Regions from separate parts of the Homo sapiens genome. Here region 2 is linked to region 1. A link is an interaction called in ENCODE POLR2A ChIA-PET data of the cell type or tissue named here. Cell type or tissue: HepG2. All regions are shown on one strand. Links, peaks and the distances in the headings refer to the core of each region. The heading gives the core; the rest is flanking DNA. Region 1 has its middle 18 kb from the start of PTP4A2. Region 2 has its middle 40 kb from the start of SPOCD1.

Region 1 (2,907 bases), core at 217-2,716:
GGAGATTGAGACCAGCCTGGCAACATAGGGAGACCCCGTTTCTATTTAAAAAAATTAAATACAAGCCCGGGCGCGGTGGCTCATGCCTGTAATCCCAGCACTTTGGGAGGCCGAGGTGGGCAGATCATCTGAGGTCAGGACTTTGAGACCAGCCTGACCAACATGGAGAAACCCCGTCTCTACTAAAAATACAAACTTAGCTGGGTGTGGCGGCACATGCCTGTAGTCCCAGCTACTTGGGAGGCTGAGGCAGGAGAATCACTTGAACCCGGGAGGTGGAGGTTGCAGTGAGCAGAGATCGCGCCATTGCACTCCAGCCTGGGCAACAAGAATGAAACAACATCTCAAAAAAAAAAAAATAAACAAATAAGTATGAAAGAAAAGAAGCCAGGCACGGTGGCTCACACCTGTAATCCCAACACTTTGGGAGGCCGAGGTGGGTGGATCACTTGAGGTCAGGAGTTTGAGACCAGCCTGGTCAACATGGTGCAACATCGTCTCTACTAAAAGTACAAAAATTAGCCGGCGTGGTGGTGGGCGCCTGTAATTTTAGCTACCCAGGAGGCTGAGACAGGAGAATTGCTTGAACCCGGGAGGTGGAGGTTGCCGCAAGCTGTGATCTCGCCACTGTACTCCAGCCTGGGCGACAGAGTGAGACTCCCTCTCAAAAAAACAAAACAGGCTGGGCACGGTGGCTCACGCCTATAATCCCAGCACTTTGGGAGGCTGAGGTGGGTGGATCACCTGAGGTCAGGAGTTCGAGACCAGCCTGTCCAGCATGGTGAAACCCTGTCTCTACTAAAAATACAAAAATTAGCCGGGTGTGGTGGCACATGCGCCTGTAATCCCAGCTACTCAGGAGGCTGAGGCAGGAGAATCACTTGAACCTGGGAGGCGGATGTTGCAGTGAGCCGAGATCACGCCAGTACACTCCAGCCTGGACAACAAGAGTGAAACTCCGTCTCAGAAAAAAAAAAAAAGAAAGAAAGAAAGTGGTCGACAGCGCTGACTGTTTAGAAGAGGCAAGTAGGAAAGGCCTGGAAAAAGTCTTTGGATTTGGTGATGAAAAGATCATCACTGAGTGTGATGACAGACAGTTCAGTGGCTGGGCAGAAGTCAAATGACAGGGACTGAGAAATGAGTGGACAGTGAGAATGGGAGTCAGGGTTTCGACTCTCCTGAGGCCTGGGATACGGAGGGAAGGAGAGAGTTTGTCCAAAGGCAAAAAGTTTGTGTCAAACAAGATTCCAGAGAAAGGCCTGGCTGCTGTTGAGAGACCCAGGAGTAGCTAAGGCCTTATTCTGGGTTCAGGAGGGCCTGGGAAGATGCTGTCTTGTTTGTGAACCTGAAGTGAAAGCTCACCAGAGGGGCCAGCAGAGGGAACTGCCCTGCGAGAAGGCCCCAGCTTTGCGGCTGGGTTTTCCCCACTCTGCATCTAGTTTCCTTGATCCACTGATTATCTTGGGCTGGTTTTGCTGAATGACTCAGGAGCTTGAGCAAGCTTTGCTACTCAGTTTCACAGCTCTGGGGGAGGGGAAGTTGGATTCCTTTCTGATAGCTGGGAAACAGTCATTAGATATTGAAGGAAGAAGGACAATTGGGCCCCAGCTTCAGAGAGAGAGAGAAAAAAATGGCTCTCCAAGCCTTTATTTATTTATTTATTTATTTATTTATTTATGAGATGGAGTTTCGCTCTTGTTGCCCAGGCTGGAGTACAATGGCGCAATCTCGGCTCACGGCAATCGCTGCCTCCTGGGTTCAAGCGATTCTCCTGCCTCAGCCTCCTAAATAGCTGGGATTACAGGCATGTGCCACCATACCTGGCTAATTTTGTATTTTTAGTAGAGACAGGGTTTCTCCATGTTGGTCAGGCTGGTCTCGAACTCTTGACCTCAGGCGATCTGCCCACCTCGGCCTCCCAAAGTGCTGGGATTACAGGCATGAGCCACCATGCCCGGCTCCTTTATTCTTAATAAAAATAACAATATCTAACAGTTATTGAGTGCTTTTACCATTGCCAGGCAATGTTCTATGGGCCTCCCGGCTTTATCTCTGGGGTTGACTACTTGTTATTATCCTTGTTTGACGTAGGGAGTTGAGAGTTAGGTGAAATGACTTGCCTGGGGTATCCAGCCAGTCACTGGAAGAGCTAAGACTTGACTGCCAAAAGCCCATGTCCTTAACCACTGTGCAACACCGCACCTCTTAGGACCTCTCTAGGTGACCCAGTAAGGCCTGTGGGATTGAGGAGGGGCCTCCCAAATGAAGATCCTGGGCAAATGGCTGGAAAACAAAATCCTTAAAAAGAAGCTTCTCCCCTGCTAGGATTTCTGCTGAGAAGGAAGGGACAAGATCCCCTGAGCTTGTTCTGAGGCTCCTTATCACCTGAGACCCCCTTCTGTGATTCCTTTCCCCCACTTCAGCTTAGATAAAGGGCCTATTCACAGCCTCCCTGAGCTGTGTCTGGAAGCTGGCCCTGGCAGCAGCTAGTGGTTTGTCCCCTGTCCTGGCTCCTTCCTCCCTGCCTGCCTCCCCTGCCTCTGATTTGACACCTGGTATCTCTTTCCCGTGTCCCTGAGCTCAGGGCATGTGAGGCCCAGGCAGGCACAGTATCACTTTCTTCCTGAACTGTCCCTGAAGCAGGGATAATTTTGTATGCTGTCTGCCCCCTACTCTGTTGTCAGTGCACACTTCCAAGGGTTCCTGTGGAATCCAGGCTCCCGTAAACACCCAAAGAGGAGGAAGTGAGCCAAGCACTAAGCCTGTGATTGCATCAGGACTGACGCACTCTCTGCCTTTTCCCCTACCTCGGTCTCCAGGGGAGCCACGTGGGCAGGCCACTGGGTCAGGCCCAAGCCCTCTCCGCTTCATTTGGCTGAGGGGAAAAGGGGGATGCTATGGAAGGAA
Region 2 (2,907 bases), core at 264-2,763, 100 kb after region 1:
AAATAGACATCTCAAACTGAACATGTTCAAAACTGAATTCCTGATCTTTCCCCCACAAAGGCTGCTCTACCTCAGTTGATGAGTGTCCTTCCAATTGCTCAGACCAAAAACGGATGACTCCCCTCTCTTCCTCACACCCCATATTCCAGTTGGGAAATTCTGTTGGTTCTACCATCAAAATACATCCAGAATCTGGCCATTTCTTACCACCTCCGCTGTTACTGCCTTTGTCTGAACCACTGCGATCTCTCGCATGGATTGCTGCAATAGCCATTGCATTTCCTGACTGTTCTTCCTGCGTCCACCTTGTTCACTTATCTTCTAGTCTCAACACAGAATCCAGAGGGATTCTTTTAATATGTGATCAGATCATGTCCCTCCTCTGCTCAAAACCTTTGGTGGCTCCCATATCATTCAGAGTAAAAGCCAAAGTCCTTTCATTGCCCTCCAGGGCTTGCCACCATCTGATTCCTTTCCTTTTTTTTTTTTTTTTTTTTTTTTTTAGATGGAGTCTCTCTCTGTCACCCAGGCTGGAGTGCAATGGCGTGATCTCGGCTCACTGCAACCTCTGCCTCCCCGGTTCAAGTGATTCTTTTGCTTCAGGCTCCTGAGTAGCTGGGATTACAGGTGCATGCCACCACATCCGACTAATTTTTGTATTTTAAGTAGAAACAAGGGTTCATCATGTTGGTCAGGCTGGTCTCGAACTCCTGACCTTGTGATCCACCTACCTCGGCCTCCCAAAGTGCTGAGATTACAGGTGTGAGCCACCGCACCCGACCCTGATTCCTTTTCTTACTCCTTTCTCCCCTCCTCAGCTGCAGCCATCTGGTTTTCTTGTTTTTTCTCCAACACTCCCTGACAAGCTCTTGCCGCAGGGCCTTTGCACTAGCTGTTTGTTCCTTCTGCTGGGAGAGCTTTTTCCCCAGATATCTGCTTTGACTCACTCACTCACCTCCTTTAAGTTCCCACTCAAATCTCACCATCTCAATGAAGCCAACTCTGACAACTCTAGGAATCTAGCAAGCCCTCCCTCCCCTCTTTCTCCGTCTTTCTCTGCTTTATTTTTTCCTTTTTCCACAGCACCTATCATCTCCAGAAATACATATATTTGCTTGCTTATTGCATTCACTGTTTGTCTCCCCCTGCGAGAGGTCAAGATCTTTGTTTTGTTCTCTGATGTCTACCAAATGCCTAGAATAATGCTTGCATTTGGTAGGCACTCAATAAACACTTTCTTATATGTGTAATCCACGAGATAAATATAATTTTTATCACTTTTACAGCATCTGAAGGACGTAGTCTGGGGCCTGGCCCCAGAAGCTGAGGTACAAAGAAGGTAACAAACTTAATCAGATCACCCAGCCAATAAGTAGTGGAGCTGAGAGTTGAACTAAGAATCCTTGCACTTAGCCGCTACTTCAAATTGCTTTCTTGAAACTTACAAAATGGGAGCCTCATGTAGGCTGCTTCCTGGATTCCAGTGACTCACATGATCTAATTATTCTCTTTGCTCTGAGAAGGCTGCACTCCTACTCAGACTGGGGCTAGGTTTCACATTTCTTTGTCTCCTAAGATATGTAAACATGGTATTTCATTTTACAACAAAGACCTTTGAACTGGATTGGATCTTTCATTCTGTCACGTTCTTGGGGCCCCACAACTCCATGGACAGAAAGTGAGCACCACGAAGACAGGTCTTGTTGGATATTCTCTTTGTCCCTTTCTGATTCCCCAGTGCCCAGAGCAAGGTGGGTGCTCCACAAGTATGTGTTAAATGTCGTATGAATGACATTGGAGATGGTATCCAGTTAAATTTTAGCCTTGTGGCCTTGTTTGACTTGAGGTCATGGTTCATCATGCCTCAAGTCAGGCAATGAAAATGAGAAGGAACCAGTAGAGTATGGAACAGATTGGGAAATCTTCCCGTTTTCATCGTCTGAAAGTGCTGGAGTGCCTGCAGGGCACGGTGATCATCCATAGGCTTATGGCTCCTTGGGTAACTGCCCCCAGCGCCACGTGACCTGGGTGGAGTTATCAATCACGGTGCCCCAGTTGCCTCAGCCATGAAGTGGAGGAGCGTGCCCCAACCTAGGCAGGGCCCCAGACTGCATCCTTCAGACACTGTAACGACTGACCCTGCAACTGAAGCTGGACAAGCAGTCTATGGTTTTTATTATTGTTGTTCTGATTATTACTGTTATAATGAACAGGATAGGCCAGTCCTCGTTCTTATGTTTCACAAGGGAATGAAGGGTGGGCTGTCGGCGAGCTGCCTCTGAGGTTGCCAGTGGATCCCTTTCTGGTTGTGTGGACAATGTCTTAGTGTGTTCATGCTGCTTTAACAAAATACCTGAGACTGGATCATTTGTAAGGAACAGAAATCGATTTCTCACAGTTTTGCAGGCTGGAAGTTAAAGATCAAGGTGCTGGCAGGTTCAGTGTCTGGTGACGGGCTGGTCCCTGCTTCTAAGAGGGTGCCTCGTTGCTGTATCCTCCAGAGGGGACGAACGCTGTGTCCTCCCATGGCGGAAGCGACAGAAGGGCAAAAGAGCCTAGCTAGTTCCCTTGAGACCTTTTATAAGGGCACTACTCCCATTCATGCAGGTGGAGCCCTTATTTATTTATTATTTATTTATTTGTTTATTTATTGAGACGGAGTTTTCTCTTGTTGCCCAGGCTGGAGTGCAATGGTGCGATCTCAGCTCACCGCAACCTCCGCCTCCCAGGTTCGTGATCTTCCTGCCTCAGCCTCCTGAGTAGCTGGGATTACAGGCATGTGCACCATGCCCGGCTAATTTTGTATTTTTAGTAGAGATGGGATTTCTCCATGTTGGTCAAGCTGGTCTCGAACTCCTGACCTCAGGTGATCCATCCGCCTCGGTCTCCCAAAGTGTTGGAATTACA

Evidence for each region. Peaks named below come from ENCODE experiments on the same cell type or tissue, not always from the same donor. Only the 100,000 strongest peaks of a DNase experiment are listed, where the experiment ranks them.
Region 2: POLR2A ChIA-PET joins it to region 1 with 16 read pairs; 13 of 35 experiments call an interaction of 5 or more read pairs at or near these places.

Annotation. Positions count from the first base shown.
Region 1 is chr1:31,954,711-31,957,617 of GRCh38, reverse strand. No RefSeq gene overlaps it. Among named protein-coding and RNA genes, the nearest start is that of PTP4A2, 18 kb to the right of the region's middle. RefSeq lists enhancers at 1,038-1,597, 1,185-1,792, 1,022-1,799, 1,800-2,576, 2,577-2,907 and 1 more. In HepG2, for the core only: a CTCF peak has its summit at 1,389 (motif pointing right); DNase peaks (open chromatin) are centred at 1,487 and 2,697.
Region 2 is chr1:31,854,285-31,857,191 of GRCh38, reverse strand. No RefSeq gene overlaps it. Among named protein-coding and RNA genes, the nearest start is that of SPOCD1, 40 kb to the right of the region's middle. In HepG2, for the core only: no CTCF peak of the experiment used is centred there; a DNase peak (open chromatin) is centred at 1,581.